4 separate regions of the Mus musculus genome follow, and regions 2, 3 and 4 are each linked to region 1. The links are chromatin loops, found by intact Hi-C in ENCODE. Cell type or tissue: left cerebral cortex. All regions are shown on one strand. Region 1 overlaps Poc1a (POC1 centriolar protein A). Region 2 holds the start of Parp3 (poly (ADP-ribose) polymerase family, member 3). Region 3 overlaps Dusp7 (dual specificity phosphatase 7). Region 4 holds the start of Gm33616 (a long non-coding RNA gene).

Region 1 (4,000 bases):
ACATGTTCGTACACCGCAAAGCAGACTCTGGGTTTCGGGGATGGCGGGGGCTGCTGCTCAGATGTCTGAACAGTCGTAACGTGGGCTCTGAGCATATGGCACTTAACCACCTCCATGGGAACCGGCACTGTCAGGGCTCCACCAGCAGCCCATCGGCTCCTTGCTGAATTAGGAAATCAGAACCGCTCCTTGAAGTGATAGGGAGGAGCCAAGAAGCACCTTGCCTGGGAGGGCCTTAGATAAAGAGCACGACTCCAGGCTGTAGCTCAAAGCTGAAGCAAGCTTTACTCCAACAACTGAGGCGAGGGCAGGAAGCAAGAGCACGGGGCCGCCGGGTGCACACTGCAGTAGCTCTAACCACGTCTCTTACAAGAACCCAGCAGCCTCTCAAATCAGAAAGCTACTCAGAAGGGTCTGGCAACCATCCCGAATTGCCAGGGGAGCCATTTGGACTCTGCGTCCTTAAGACCTTCACCTGGGTTTCACCTTCAATCTGGAACAGAGGAGAGATCAGAGGTTTGCTGCCACAACAGTGCTAGGAGCCTCCAACAGACCCACATGTGCACTGGAGAGGCGTGATCCTCCCTGGCAGGGTTTTAGCCGAGGAGCTCTCTGCAAAGGCCCTTGACTTGAGCAGACCTGTTCAGGGTCCCAGAACCAGAGAGTAGAGTGAGACATACTTCTCCCTCCCCCTCCCAGAAGGTGATCCCCAAAGCTAAGAGATGAGTTTGCTCTCGTGTGAGCACCTACCAGGTGCCACAGCCTTGTGCAGGAAGCTCAGGAGGAAGCCTGCTGTGTTTATAGGCTGCACAAAGTCCCCACTAGGCTCCGATACACACCAGGACAGCCGAGAAATAGGACCCTGCAGCCTGGCTGAGGAGTTCCATCCCAAGAGGCAAGGACAGCAGCAAACGCCCACTGAAAGCTTTCAGAGGAACCTGTGGGTTGCAAGCACTCCAGTCCACTCGGAACTTGGCGTTGGTGCTCACCCAAGTCCACATACTGCCTGGCCCTGCCAGCCCCGAGCTGCACTTCTGCCCACTCCCTTGAAACCCACAGTTGTCTCCTACCTCTTCTGTACTCCCCCACCTCCTGCCGGTCCCCTCCTAAGATCCCAGTCTCCTCAGGGCTCTGCCCTCCCCCGCTATCTCATGGGTCTCCCTCTGGCTGCGGTGGAGACCCCCAAGGCCCAGGTGGCCCCACCACCAAGACAGCATCAGCTTCCACCTCTACTCATTCTACATAAAGCAGTTCCCTTGGCCTGACCACTCTCTGATTTATGCTACACTGCATGGAAACCCACAGAGCAATGACCAGGGCCTATCAACCACACATCGCAGCAGAATCTCACGCAGCACTTGTCCTCTCAAATGCCCCTCCTCTATTTGCTCCAAGTGCCAGGCCCCAGAGTTACCAGCCACTAGGATTTGGAGTCTTACATTTAAAGGTGGCATTCAAAGCCTTCCAATGTGTTCGTACATGTTGCTATAACTCATGAATACCAGGCTGAGGCTCCCAATCCATCAGAGAGACTCTCCCAGAGACAGCCAGAAATCTTCTTCCCCCAAACCTCACCAAGCACTATACCTTAATACCTATAATACTCTCTCATCAGATTTCCACCTCGTGGGCAAGGGTCAGAGAACACAGCCTGCGCTCCTGCTCACTTTTCTGTCTCATCTCTCCCTGCTCAAACCCTCCTTGCTCTGCCACTGTCACCAGTCAACATGGAGACAGCGTCCAGGCTCAACACTAGTCCTTTATTTGGGCCTGGGCCAGAACAGAAAATAAGTCTCTGAGCCTGAAGTGGGGAGCACAGCTCTCCAGGAGGAAGGCCCCCTAAGCCTGCACACACACACACACACACCTGTCCTGCTCTAGGAGCCTCTGAAAGAACATCAATGCTTGATGCCTAGGCTCTCAACAGGAAAGACCTAGTTCTTGTGACTGAGCCCTGCCACCTGGTGGTGGCACCGTGGACTGTATGTATGCCTCAGCAAGTCACTGGGCGACTCCTGAACACTTGGGACCAGCAGCCACATCTCTGTCACTGTTCCCATGCTGTGCCAGTCACTCTTCATTCTTAACAAGAGCTAAGTCAAACCCTGTAAGACGAACCCTATCACTGTCCCAAGAGCTTGGAGGAGTCCACTGACTTACCTAGTGTCAAACAGCTGAGAATGCTGAAGCTGCCTACAGAATCCACACTCCACTTTGTCCTGTCCCAAACCAGGAACTTCTCCCAATTCCTGGAGGTCCGCTCACCTCAGTTACCCAAGAAAGTGTTGCTTTCCAACATCCAACAATCAACCCAGAAAGGCTTATGGGAATAGTGGGGTAGAGAGTGCTAAAGACTGAACTCCAAACCCACCGTCAACTCCCCGTGCTCTGCATCCACAGATGCAGATGTTAAAGAACGGGCCGTAGGCCTAGGCCTGGTACCAGGGCCTGGCCCCCAGCTAAAGTCAACCTTCTACGTGGTTCATGGCTCTAGGCAGAGCTGTGGAAGATAACATGAGACCAAGGTCCCACCAACCTCTTTGGGCAGCCCTGTCTCCTTGACCCCGGAAAGTCATCTCTGTCACAGGAAGAGATGAGTAGTATGGGGGTATCAAGAAGTAGGTCTCGGTACAGTCCTAGCCAGAAACTCAACCAAGACTCCACAGCTACAGTGTGCGTGAGACTCTGCTATCTCATAACGGGGCACCACCTGACCAACTTTCCAAGCCAAGATGACTATAGCGACAACTACTCATCCTGGCGAACCCCACAGCAACAGGAATCCTCCCAGCTCGGGGCTGTCCTTGAGCCTATGTAAGCACCACAGCAATGAAGCAAATGGCCGGCCCTAGCACGGTCTCAGCAGTGGCTGCCTGTGGGTCTGGGACACTGCTCAACACTCACACTGATAATGCTGCAACAGCCGATGAGTCCGCGCATCCCACACCTTCACCGTGTTGTCCATGCCGGCAGCAGCAATGCAGGTACCACTGGGGTGGAAGTCCACGTAGGTGACAAAACTGGAGAGACAGAGCGGTCAGATACCGTAAGAGGTCTTCCCTGTGTGTCCACTCACACAGATCCCTCAACCTGGAACATGCTGCTTTATCAGGTAGCCAGAGACCAAACAGCAAGTGACAACAGTGACCAGCAGTGACAAAAAGTAGACTTATCAGGGACCATGTCCCTCCCACCCATCTTTAAGTTTTTTTGAGGCAACACCTCTATATTCAGTATGTTGCCCTGGCCGGCCTTCTCACCTCCCTTCCTCAGGACTAAGATTACAGGTGTGTGTGTGTGTGTGTGTGTGTGTGTGTGTGTTCAGTATGTTGCCCTGGCCGGCCTTCTCACCTCCCTTCCTCAGGACTAAGATTACAGGGGTGTGTGTGTGTGTGTGTGTGTGTGTGTGAATGTAACACACCCAGCCCACTGCTGATTTTTTAACTACCAGTAGAGATAGCTATCTTCAGACCAATAGGTCAGCCAAGTTGCTCTAGAGTTCTTTTGCCAGGGCTAGCTCCACGACGGGTCCCACCAACTGGGGAGTGGGTGGGAGGGTCTAGCAGGGCTACAGGGCTGCTCACCCATCTGTCTTAGAAGACAGGTCAAGAGCCTTCAATGCAAACACTCAGGCACTCTGCAGGGGCCCCTGCTGGTGAGTCCTAGCTTAAGGATGCAGTCTGCTTAGACATGCAGAAGAGCTAAATCCCTGCTCAGAGGCAGGCTCCTCCGACTCTCATGTGTAATTTGGCACAGAATGTAGAGCCACTACCACGGTGACACTAAGTCTTAACAAGAAGTTTGGGGGGTTGATTCAATGCTCAGAGAGACACATTATAATTTTGAGAACTAGAAACTAAAAGGGAGTAAAAGAGGCCAAATTATTGTGTGACTTTAGGTAAAGGATTTCTGCTGTCCACGGGGTAAGGGTGGGGCTTAACTCTTCATCCACAAAGGAAAGGGAAAAGCTCCTAGGAAAAGCAGATGGCCCCAGCCCCGG
Region 2 (4,000 bases), 190 kb before region 1:
CAAGACATATTTTCGCCACGTAGCCCAGGCTGGCCTCAAACTCACAGATCTGTCTGCCTCTGCCTCCTAGGTACTGAGGAATTAAAGGTGTGCGCCACCACGCCCAGCACCACTTTTTGTTTAAAAAAAAAATCCCTTTTGAAAGAAAAGCTGTTTCAACCCTGAATTTAAGGTGTGTACGCATTTATTTTTACTTTCACCCAAGTTAGATCAGCAGAAGAAAACTGAGTGGTGCTTCTGTAGTTATCACATTTATTTCGTGACACAAGTTAAAAGACTTAAGAGGTGGTAAAGAATGGGCTGGAAAAAAATGGCTCATCGGCTAAGAACTCCTGCTGTTCTTACAGCGACCCTGGGTTCAGTCCCAGCACCCCTCAGGTGGCTCGCTCGCAACCCCCTGATGTGACAGTTCCAGGGGCTCCAATGTCCTCGGTCTCCCATGGGCATCAGCATGTACACACACACACATAAATAAATAAATAAATAAATAAATAAATACCCAAAGTGTTTAGCACAGGTCCTGGAGGCAGAAGCAGGCAATGTCTTTGAGGTTAAGGCCAGCCTGATCTATACAGGTTGTTCCAGGACAGCCATGGCTACGTGGAAAAACCTTGCCAAAAAAAAAAAAAAAAAGCTGAGCAAATTAAGGCACCACATATTCACTTTTAGAAGCAGAACTGATAGCCAGGTCTGTAATCCTGGCACTCGGGAGGCAGAAGCAGGCAGATCTCTTAAGTTCACGGCTACCCTGGCCTGTACCTATCACCTGCCGGTTTATCCTTTCTTCCTTCCACCCTGGCACACTAATACCCCAGATTTGTCTCTGGTCCCTGAACCTCTTCCCTACCGCTCCAGGACACTCCTCGTCTCTCCAGGCTCAACTTTTTAAAAGGCTTCTTCTGTTCTCACAACACATGTCTCCAAGATACACACCTGCAGACACTGACACGGCCTCTCTCCACTTGCCTGCTCACCCGTGTTCGCAACAGTGAAACAAGACCCTAATGTTAGGAAGGCTACATATGTGACAGTACAAAGCTGAAGCCTAGGATCATTCGAACCCAGGAGATCAAGGCCACCTTGGGCAAAACAACAGAGACCTCATCTCAAAAAGGTGCCCAAGGACACCAGTCGTTGTGGTACTGTGTGAAGATGGAATTAAGAACAGGAGGATGTGTTCTGTACCGTTCTCTCCTTGCCTCTCAATCAATCCAGACCTGTGCCTGCCTCCATGTCATAAAGCGAAAAAAGGTCCCAAGCTCTCCCTCCCACAGGAGCCCAGCGTCTTCCCCATAGACACATCAGAGATAAACGACGATATCTCACTGCCGGAAACTGGAGGGTAGACCCAGGATCTCGAGCCAAACACCCAGCTCTGTTGCCAGTCGCACTGAGTCTTCTAGTCACCACGAGCCTCCGTTTATCCTTCCTCCCGGTAAAAACTCACCTCTCGCTCTCAGAATCGCTGGAAATCTCTTCATTCATTTTGCCGCCACCCTTGGACTTGCCCCTGTCCGCAGCAGAGTCTACCTGGAAATCAAACGATCCTCTCTTGGTCACGAGGCCCAGGACTGAGAGAGGCAAGTAGCACCTGGCCCTGGCCAAGTAGAAGGTTTCCCAGGATTTGGTGGATAGAAGAAAAGAGATGTAGGCTTCCTTCTGACGGAGCCCTTGGCAAAGATACTTGCCCCGATGGGGGCCCTGGGATGGAACGATGGCTCTCCCAGGAGCTAGATCGGTCGCGCCCAAGAGTACACCATGCTCACCTTTCGCCGCCGCTTGCCGGCCACCGGAGCCGCCCCGGGCCCGGGAGCTGGCTTTGCCCGCTTACGAGTTGCCACGGCGGTCGACATACTGTTCAAGGTGCCGCTACCCCGAAGAACTCACATGGCTGCTAAACCCCAGCCGCATGGCAAGACCCGGAGCCCTGATAGGTTCCCACGGCGCAGCGGGCCCCACCTTCCGCAGCTCCATTGGGCCCTTGAGAAGATCCTGCCACGCCCCCAAACGTCTATTGGACCGACGCAGCTGGACACGCCTTCAAGAGCTCCTATAGGCTCCGGCGCCAGCCTGGAGTAGGAAGCAAGTCTCTCTTGCGATTTCCGGCCTGGGCCTGTGGCGCTTGCGCTCTGCTAACGCCTGACTAGCAGGGAGGGGTGGGGCCAGGAGGGCATGCGGTGCTTGCGTCTTATGGCCACAAGGTGGAGCCAGAGGTGCGGGGTTCTGTGATTTTTCCGCTGGAACAGCGATTGAAGCTAATACAACCAGACTCTAAAACTTAAGGAATGGAATTCAGGCAGCTCTGGAGAGGAGACAGCATCCGAACCCAGAGCCAAAATCACCGGGCAAATAATGGATATATGCTGTATGTGCCTAGTCAAAGCTGCATGAGGGGCCAGTCAGTCCGAGCGGCTTTGGATACGTCTACATTACTGTCATTTCATCTCTGGGACTGGCCACCAACCTCAGCCTACCCAGCCTCTGACTCACCCCACTAGCGGCCAAAAGCTGGAATTCTACACCACCCCCAAGCTCTTTCCCCTCCTCACGTGATTGCTGGGAAATCCCTACCAAAAACTAGCTGAAGGCTCACGAAGGGTCGCTAGATGGGATCCCAGACTTGGAACTTGTTTCTTAGGAGGCACATTCAGCATTCCTGATACCGGGCTGGATAACAGCCACCTCTTCCAGGGTCCTGTTTCATTTGGGTGAGTGTCCTTTGGCCCTGCCCTAGAGTCCTCTGCAGGGCAGGGAAGGGTGAGGTTAAAGTGGCTCTTGCTCTCTCTGGCACTTGAAAGCCTGAAACTTTGGCTGGCACCCCAGAACTCAGGACTGTTAGCAAAAGGCTACACCACTTGGTCCTAAGCTCTAGAGAGGTAGATCCAGCTGCAGAAGGGCAACTTATAGGGTCCTTCCCCTGTAGCTCAGATGATTCAGCCCAGCAACCTAGCCAGATGACTGACAGGAGGAGGAAATGTTCTAGAAGGGGAAGGGCCCCAGCGTGGGTGGGGTGAGCCGGCTTTCACTTTTTCTGCTGCCTCGGGGAACACCTCGAGCCAACTGCTTCCTAACTCCAGGGTGGGCAGAACTGACGGGCTCTAAGCTTCTGCATCTCTGAGGTACAAAGTGCAGGTTTGGAGATGGGGATATGTAAACCAAGGAGTAGGAGGCCAGCCTCCTAAAGGGCAAATCTGAACGCTCCCTACCTCTTGCCCCAGGAGAACCATGGCTCCAAAACGAAAGGCCTCTGTGCAGACTGAGGGCTCCAAGAAGCGGCGACAAGGGACAGAGGAGGAGGACAGCTTCCGGTCCACTGCCGAGGCTCTCAGAGCAGCACCTGCTGATAATCGGGTCATCCGTGTGGACCCCTCATGTCCATTCAGCCGGAACCCCGGGATACAGGTGAGCTGAAGCCATGTTCAGACCGCAGCCTTTTTGTTTGTTTGTTTTTGTTTGCTTGTTTTGTTGTGTTGTTGTTTTTCAAGACAGGGTTTCTCTGTATGGCCCTGGCTGTCCTGGAACTCATTTTGTAGACCAGGCTGGCCTCTGGCCTCGAATTCAGAAATCCGCCTGTCTCTGTCTCCCAAGTGCTGGGATTAAAGGCGTGGGCCACCACCGCCTGGCAGACCACAGCCTTCTTTCTCCTCCTTGGGTTCTCTGTTCTAGCCAGGGATTGCGTACCTGTCTTCTGAAGACTGCCAAGGTGGGCTGTTATTCCATTGGGTCAAGGTGTACCATGTCTGACCATCAGACACTAGGGTGCATCACACTCAAGGAAGGGGCCTGACTCAATTTCCCCCGGGACCCTCTTCCGTGTTCCCTCAAACTGAGCCCTCAGGGCAGAGCCAGGTCTTTTTTCAGATTCCCCCACCCAGGAAGCAGCTGCATCCTCTCCAAATTCCCAAGCCCACAGCAGGGCTTCATCACATCCAGTCAGACTGTGACCCTGCCCCCCAAGGGCAGAGACACCCAAGTGCCAAAGACAAGGCCCCCCCCATGA
Region 3 (4,000 bases), 83 kb before region 1:
ACGTGGACTCGAGCGTGTTGATCGGGAACAGGTTATGGTTGGTGGGCGTGGAGAAGTAGAGCTGCTCACTGGGTGCGTGGTTGTCGCATGGGCTGCTGAGCCCCAGCGTCCGCTCAAAGTCCAGCAGCTGCCCCATGAAGTTGAAGTTGGGCGAGATGTTAGACTTTTTCCTCTTGACGAAGTCATAGGCGTCGTTGAGGGACAGGTTCATCTTCTGCATCAGGTAGGCTACAGTAACTGTCACTGAACGGCTGATGCCTGCTAGGCAGTGCACCAAGACACCACACTTCTTGGAGCGGGCTTCATCTGAAACACAGGGACACGGGTCAGAGTAGAGCCATCTCCAAGGAACCCCTAGGACAGAAGGGCAGAGGCACAGGAAGGTGCTTTAAGGGCCTGATAAAGCCCAGCATGGATAGGGTGTGAGAGGACAATAATACCATGCTGATCACCCTGGCCACCAGTGGGGTCTCAGCATCCTCTGTTACACAGCTCAATTTAAGAGACAGGGTCTCTCTGTGTAGCTATGGCTATCTCAGAACTCACTCTGTAGACCAGGCTGGCCTCAAACTCAAGAGATCTGCCTGCCTCTGCCTGCTGGACTGCTGGAGTGAAAGGTGTCCCTGACTACTGCCCAGGTATTTGTCAGTGCTTTTGTAGGGACCTGAGGCAAGGGGGTTCACCAAGCCCAAATTACTGTCACCCCTGGGATCACTTCTCGTCCCACATGGCCACAAGTGGTACACAGGGTGTCACCCACATCCTCCTGATGACACCACAGCCAGGCAGCCCATCGTGTCAAAGCGAAAACGGATGTAGAAATGAAGCGACAAGGGCACACAGAGTGTCCTTCCACTCCGCACCTGCTCCCTTGGGGACTCCAGCACATCCTAGGATGAGGGTTTGGGGCAAGCACCTGTGCAAAGAAGTGGGCAGCTGGGCCCAGCATGGCCATGTACTATTCTACCCTCTCAGTCTCCTAGGTCCTAACTCCAGCTCCTGAAGACCCAGAGATGAGAATAGCATCTCCTGCCACGGGCAGTCCCTTTCCTCCCTACACCCTTCTAGGCTTCTCCAGGGCCACCAAGGACACCACTGTCTGAGACATAGCATGAATTCTGCAAATACTGACTGAGCTACTGAACAGTGCCACCGGGCTCTTCTCCCCTAGACCCTCCAGCAGTAGCTTCTTTCTGTACCACAGCTGCTAGGGGCATGAGCTAACAAGTGACAGTCCCAGGCTCCTTACGATCCCTGCCTCCAAGCCTCCTGTGCCAGGGACACAGCTGACAACTGATGCTCTCCTGTAGGACAGTTACCGGTTATTCTTTACTGTCTCTGGCCTGGCCAGGCTCCCCTCATCATCTCTGTTCACCTAGCAGACCTCCTAAGCAAACAGTAGGATTGGCAGCCTGGCCGATGGCTCCTGGTGTTAGGGGCAGGACAGGGGGCAGTTGTGGCTCTGTAAGGAGTCAAGTGGTCTGACTTTGAAATTTGGGAAAGGGGTGAGGGAAAAGCCCTCAGAGTGACACGGTAGGGTCACTCCCAGATGACCCACAGAGCTTTCGAAGTGTGGCTCAGGCCTGTCTCGGGGAGTCCAAATGAGGGAGTGGGGGGCCTGATTCACTTATCATCATATCTGGGAACCTTCTCTTCCACCTCTGCATCCTGGACTCTTTCCTTGGGTCTCACCAGAAATGGAGGAGATAATAAAACCATCCACAAGCCTGGCTTTAGTCCTGAGCAACCTGGGGTCCTTCTCTCTGTGCCTTCCCTTCTTGTGGGAGCCCAAATGCTGAGGCTGCACCTCCAGACTGCTTGGCTCTGTCCCCTGGGGCAGGCTTGGAAGCTCTAGGCAGCCCCTCCCCCAGACCTCAGCTTCCTTCCTTCCTCCCAGCCCGGGCACCTAGTTTTGGTTCCCTGTAAGCGGATGAGGCGGGGGAAGCCTCCCACTTCCTGTTGTTAAAGTTAGCCCAGCCCAGCTGACACTAAACGCCCTCAGCTGGACACTGTGGCCATCAATCTGGAAAACACTGCCCAGGTCCCCCTCACCCCGACACTGGAGGCTGGTCAGGCTCGCAGAGCATAAGGTTTCTGTTTATCCTGAGCCTGTGCCCTTTCCTGGCTGCCTGGTTAAGACCTGAGGCCAGAAAGGATGACCTCCAGGCCAGCTGGCCAAGGAGGGAGCAGAAGGAGGAGCCAGAGTCAGCTGAGGTCGGGGACAGAGACCTTCCTCAAGCTGCCTCCACCTTCTCTATGAGGCAGCTAAGAGCACCTGGATCCCACAGAGACACTGGAGGGCACCCCATGTCCAGAGCACTGTGTCAGGTTAGGGACAGTCTGGTTCCCTGGGCTACCTCCTAGCCCTCTCAGAAGCATAATAAAGCCAAAAGAGGCGTCGTGACAGCCCCATGCTGCAGAGACACATGTGCCGAGGCGTGATGCAGAGCTACTGAGACCCGTGGGAGTCTGTGAGCTGTGATGTTTCAGCTTGCTACGCCTGAAACTACAGCAAAGCCAGAAAAACACAGGTTGGACCATAGAGTCCAATAGGTACTGAGAGCTGGGGGAATCCAGGATTCAGGGGACTGCTCAGGTCCTAACAGGTAGAGGTGCCCGAGGGACTCCGTGAGTCACAGCAAGCACGGGTACACCCACGGGCACATGCCGGCACATGCAGTGCACACACAGGTCTCGACAGGCCCAGAGGTACCCAGTTGGGCAGGGGCGACACCCAGCGTCCCTCACACACCTTGCCTCGCTCACCCACCCACCCACCCACCCCCTCTGCCCAGACAAAGACACCTACCAATGAAGCTGATGGCCTCGGGGAAGAACTGAGAGAGGTTCTGGCTCCAGTGGTCAGAGATGGGGATTTGCTTGTAGGTGAACTCACCACCGTGCTCAAAGGCGTTGGGCAGGTTGGGTGTGACGTTGAGGATGTATTTGATGCCGTATTTGCCAAGTACATCCAGGTTGGTAGAGTCCTTGGCACAGCCGAGGTAGAGGTAGGGCAGGATCTGGACTGGAAAGGCCGGCTGGCTGGATGGTACAGGGCTGCCATCCGACTCAGTGGCACTGCTGGGCAGCTCTCGGTCCGACTCGCCGTCTGAGCAGTCAGAGCTGATGCGCAGGCCCCCCAGGCCCAGCACGGAGGTGGGTGGCGAGCCACTCGGGGAGGACGAGCTGTCCACGTTAGTCTCACAATGCTCGGAGTATTCCGTCTGGAACTTGTTGAAACCACCTGTGGTCAGGGCAAGATTGGGGGTGGTGGGTGGTGGGGTGTCTGGTGAGTCCAAATGGGCCACAAAAGACTATTAACGGTCAGGACTCACACAACATGTCCATGTCAAAGGACAATGTGACCATGCCTAATACATCACACACGGACTCACTCATGTTCTGGCCATCTAAAAAATCACCACTTCACAGTTAAGGGAACTGAGGCTTTGAGTGGGTTCTGTAACTGTTAAAGTATACTGGCCCTATGGCTTGATATAGAGCACCTGAGGTCAAGTACCAGCTCCTTTCTCTTCCATACCTCCCACATACATCAACACACCTGAGTGCTTGCTCAGTAGTGGCCAATGGGCAAAGAAAGGCCAACAAACCCATCGCAGGCCAGCACCTGTAGGTCAGCAAACCCCTATTCCAAAGAGAGAGGAGCCAGAACACCTATGGGCCTGTCAGAGGCAGAGTCCAAGCAACCACACTTGGGGAGGGTGGTGTGAAGTCCCTTTCCCCAGCAAGAGGGGAACCGGGTACTAGCGATTCACCTTCCCTGGACAAGCACCCGACACACTGCATGTGACTCAAAGAGAGGGGCCACGGGGGCTAGACAAGGACAGGAGAGACAAGGAACACCATGAAGCTAGACATGGCCCTGCGGCACCCGAGGGTGCCGCAGGACTCCCCTCCCCTCCCAGCCTGTCTGCTGCCAGCAAGAGGCCATTTTGGAATGTTAATTGGAAACACCGGCTGCAGCCAATAGCTCCCCTCA
Region 4 (4,000 bases), 130 kb before region 1:
AATATTTAGACTAGACTGACCTCAAACTCACAAGAGCTCTGCCTCTGCCTCCCAAGGGCTGAGATTTTAAAGAGCGCGCCATCTTGCTCAGCACTGCCTTTGAGGAAGTGGTTCTCGCCTTGACTCCAGCCTGCGTCAGGTCTTGTCCTTGACAAGAGCCTCTTGCCTTTCTCTGAACTATATAGTCTTCACGCTGAACTCAGCAGCGCAGGGGTCTGTTTGTCTCATCTTTGACGTAAGACAGAGAGGGATTAAAGCAAGGTGCAACAAGTCCAAGACAAACTCGGACTGAACAATCCTCCTCGTGCCGTCTTTCTAAACCATCCAGCCTTCTTTGGCCTTTTCAGATCCACACCTCAATCTAAGTGAGATTCAGAGGAGCCAGCTCAGCAAAGTAACATGTTAGCAGCATGTTTCATAGTACTGTGTGTATGTGGGGACCTGACATAAGGTTGAAGAATTAAATGCACACATTTTAAAAATGCAAGGTCTTTTTTTTGGTTGGGAGATTATTAATGACTGCTTCTATTTCTTTAGGGGATATAGGACTGTTTAGGTCATTAATCTGATCCTGATTTAACTTTGGTACCTGGTATCTGTCTAGAAATTTGTCCATTTCATCCAGGCTTTCCAGTTTTGTTGAGTACAGCCTTTTGTAGAAGGATCTGATGGTGTTTTGGATTTCTTCAGGATCTGTTGTTATGTCTCCCTTTTCATTCCTGATTTTGCTAATTAGGATGCTGTCCCTGTGCCCTCTAGTGAGTCTGGCTAAGGGTTTATCTATCTTGTTGATTTTCTCAAAGAACCAGCTCCTGGTTTGGTTGATTCTTTGAATAGTTCTTTTTGTTTCCTCTTGGTTGATTTCTCCCCTGAGTTTGCTTATTTTCCTGCCATCTACTCCTCTTGAGTGAATTTGCTTCCTTTTGTTCTAGAGCTTTTAGGTGTGCTGTCAAGTACCCCCAGAGCTTGTGTCTCTAGCTGCATATGTAGCAGAAGATGTCCTAGTCCGGCCATCATTGAGAAGAGAGGCCCCTTGGTCTTGCAAACTTTATATGCCCAAGTACAGGGGAAACACCAAGAAGTGGGAGTGGATGGATAGGGATGGGGGGGGGAGGGTATAGGGGGCTTTCAGGATAACATTTGAAATGTAAATGAAGTAAATACCTAATAAAAAATTGGGAAAAAATGCAAGGTCCTCTTTGACTGCATGAAGGATTCCAGGTCACCTTGGGGTAGGAGAGACCCTGACCCCACCCCACTCCCATTGTTTTCAAGCCACTGTCTGCTCACAGATATAGTGAGTGCCCTAATACAAGAGATATGCTAACAGTCATGAAGACTGGAGGCAAACAAAACAACAGGGAATGAAGGGTTAAAAAAATACAGCTCTTAAATTTACTTCCTGCCAAGGGTTTTCAAAGTCTCTCGGGGAAAGATGTGCTGTGTGAAACATTATCCCAGGTTCAGGCTCTGTTAGTTCCAGTAGAAGTGGGAGGTGTAGCCCAGTATATTGCTAGGTCCTAACAGACCACCTTTAGCTCCAAGTTGATTGCCCCTCTAGGACTAAGGTATTCCACGTGGGGAATGTGAGATTGTCCACAAGGGGGCAGTATGGGATCATAGACGAAGTTCAGCTGCAGCGGGCAAGCAGGCCAACTAATGGCAGCTCTGCTCCCTCCCTTGGGAAGATCCCACACCCATCCACCCAGCAGCCAGCAGATTCCCTTCTGACAGACAGATCTGCAGATACAGCCTGAGGACTTTAGGTTGGTTCCGATCACCCTGGACTAACGACTCCTATATCTTTCCCCGGAGAAGAAAAGGCCAATCCCTGGGCAGCGCTGGGCACAGCTCTGGGCCACTTTCAGGTTTCCCAAAGCCAAGTCTTCCAGTGGTTAAAGGGACAGACTTCAATACTTACGTTTAAATTCTGACTTCCACGGGCTAGAAGAGCATTTCCCCTCACTGAACCTCGGTTGGCAGCACCCAACACTGAATGAGCAGGAAGCTGTCCAGCACCCAGGCTAGAGGCTGAGGGTCGGCTCTAGATGTAGCACAGCGGCTGGGGTCAACCTGATGCCCTGGGCACCCACATCACGGCGGGGTAAACAGGGTCCTTCTGGAGAGCTTATGGTCTAGGTACACACTAGGATCCAGGGGTTTGTTTTCCTTGAGGCCATGCAAGAATACCAATGACATCCAGGTGACATAAAAGTCCCTGGCTTCTCTGACCAATGATTTACTTGGAATGTCAGGAGTCTGGAGTAGGGGTGGCTTTTCTGCTCCGACTCTCCTTGCAACCTTCAGCGGGCCCATAAAGGAGGTATGTGTTATGTGTGTCCGGGGGAGGGGGACAGGCTCCCACCAGCTCAAGTCAGGGCTGGGTTGTTGCTCTGGGAAGATGGGCTGGCAGGTGAGAACCAAGCTCGCTCAGAGTTAGAAACTGAGCAGAGGGGAGGGCGGGAGGGGAGGAATGGATGGATGAGGTGAGCTCAGCAAGACAGGGCAAATCCCCGAAGTGGCTCCCCTCTCCCACCTCCAGACACAAAAGGAGGGTAAGGCGACTCTTTTTTTTTTTTTAAAACAAAGAGTGTCAGGACAGGAAGACTGAAGCTCTGAAGCTGCAAGCTGAGAGGGACACCCCTCTCCTTTCCCTCCCCAGCAGCCTCCACTGACCCCAGCAATGCCGTTGCCTTGACAACCACAACCCCCTTCCAGTTCCCCTTTCTCCTGTAACCCCTTCTTGTCTGGATTCCCATCTCATCTTCTCCCCCCCTCCATCCACCTCCCTAGCCCAGGCTAAAGAGGGGCCCCCGGGGGGGGGGTAGGAGAGGGAGGACTCTGTTCACCAAGCAGCCCTGGGGTTAAAGCTTTGACTGCCTCCCTGGACCTCCCCTCCCTGGGGATCATCTGGAAGGCTCTTGGAAGGGGAGAGAGGGCAGGATGATGTGACCTTTCAAAGAATTCCTCTGAATGGATGATGGGACTATCAAGGCCCAAAGACTAAAAGCTTCAACTCTCTGAGCTCCAGCCCTCTTGCCTGAGGCTGTGACTCGGGAGCCTCCCTTGCCAAATTTAGGAAACCGATCCGAAGCAGGGGCCTGAAGATCAACAGCTCAGCAGCTAAGAGCACTGGCTGGTCTTCCAAATGTCCTGAGTTCAATTCCCAGCAACCACATGGTGGCTCACAACACAACCATCTGTAATGGGATCCTATGCCCTCTTCCGGTGTGTCTGAAGAAAGCAATAGCATATATTTTATATGTATATGTATATATACATATATATATATATATATATACACATACACACACACACACACATATATATATATGTGTGTGTGTATATATACATTTAAAAAAAAAACAGGCCTTATAGGTGGGGAAGATGAGACAGGGAAGGAGGTAGTTCTAGAGGCTGATTAGCGGGAGATCTGCAGGGATGCCCCTGAACTCCTCATGTGTCCCCTAAAAAAGGGGATGTGGCAGTGAGCGCTGGGACTCCCATCCCAGCACTGGGTAGGACACTCAACCAACTATCCAGGGAATGCTAAACCTTCCCACTTGCCTCAAGCTGGGGAAATTCTTGTGACACTGTAGGTACAAAGGGACCCTCAGGTGCCACCTGGCAGATTTGTAAGGCTTAAGTCCCAAACTCATGTCTGACTGGCAAAGCACTACTACCATCACCAAGTGGCTGGAGGCTGTGGAACAGGGCACCCAGAGTGGAGAGGTCGGGCAGAGAGGGAGCAGGAGATGGAGAAGAGGCCTGGGAGCCCCCTTGTGAAAAGGCAGGTCTGTGGAGTCAGACAGAGGGAGGAAGGCGTAGCAGGGTGGACAGAACAAAGGCCAGGTGCTCCCTACAGTCCTCCCAGCTGATCCAGACTTCTTCAATCCGTTACTGCATTTTTGAAACTCTAGAAAGCTGGCAGTGTGTGTGTGTGTGTGTGTGTGTGTGTGTGTGTGTGTGTGTGTGTTTCTCTGGGAAGCTTTGCATGGTT

The links. A loop is a pair of places that touch in the nucleus more often than their neighbours do. Peaks named below come from ENCODE experiments on the same cell type or tissue, not always from the same donor. Only the 100,000 strongest peaks of a DNase experiment are listed, where the experiment ranks them.
Region 2: it touches region 1 in a loop (6-fold over the local background); 12 of 42 quality-filtered maps call a loop at or near these places.
Region 3: a loop joins it to region 1, with 6 times the contacts of the local background. A loop is called at or near these places in 12 of 42 quality-filtered maps.
Region 4: it touches region 1 in a loop (6-fold over the local background); 22 of 42 quality-filtered maps call a loop at or near these places.

The regions. Positions count from the first base shown.
Region 1 is chr9:106,287,011-106,291,010 of GRCm38, reverse strand. It overlaps Poc1a (POC1 centriolar protein A), which reads right to left. Exons shown (of 11, transcript NM_027354.2): 6 at 2,905-3,020. Among named protein-coding and RNA genes, the nearest start is that of Poc1a, 8.0 kb to the right of the region's middle. In left cerebral cortex, CTCF peaks have their summits at 1,967 (motif pointing left) and 3,653; DNase peaks (open chromatin) are centred at 123, 932 and 1,954; H3K4me3 peaks cover 400 bases; H3K27ac peaks cover 1,946 bases.
Region 2 is chr9:106,475,201-106,479,200 of GRCm38, reverse strand. Parp3 (poly (ADP-ribose) polymerase family, member 3) reads left to right here and starts at 2,252. Exons shown (of 11, transcript NM_145619.3): 1 at 2,252-2,708; 2 at 3,219-3,402. The coding sequence starts at 3,226. It overlaps Rrp9 (RRP9, small subunit (SSU) processome component, homolog (yeast)), which reads right to left and starts at 1,892. Exons shown (of 15, transcript NM_145620.4): 1 at 1,767-1,892; 2 at 1,448-1,530. The coding sequence starts at 1,853. In left cerebral cortex, a CTCF peak has its summit at 2,204 (motif pointing right); DNase peaks (open chromatin) are centred at 2,062 and 2,930; H3K4me3 peaks cover 1,886 bases; H3K27ac peaks cover 1,600 bases.
Region 3 is chr9:106,369,945-106,373,944 of GRCm38, reverse strand. Dusp7 (dual specificity phosphatase 7) reads right to left here. Exons shown (of 3, transcript NM_153459.4): 2 at 2,810-3,244; 3 at 1-306. Among named protein-coding and RNA genes, the nearest start is that of Dusp7, 3.3 kb to the right of the region's middle. In left cerebral cortex, a CTCF peak has its summit at 2,012 (motif pointing left); DNase peaks (open chromatin) are centred at 2,455, 3,052, 3,690, 3,940 and 3 more places; H3K4me3 peaks cover 4,000 bases; H3K27ac peaks cover 4,000 bases.
Region 4 is chr9:106,419,609-106,423,608 of GRCm38, reverse strand. Gm33616 (a long non-coding RNA gene) reads left to right here and starts at 2,105. Exons shown (of 3, transcript XR_001779299.2): 1 at 2,105-2,323. In left cerebral cortex, CTCF peaks have their summits at 1,591 (motif pointing right) and 3,172 (motif pointing left); DNase peaks (open chromatin) are centred at 1,630 and 2,305; H3K4me3 peaks cover 467 bases; H3K27ac peaks cover 1,357 bases.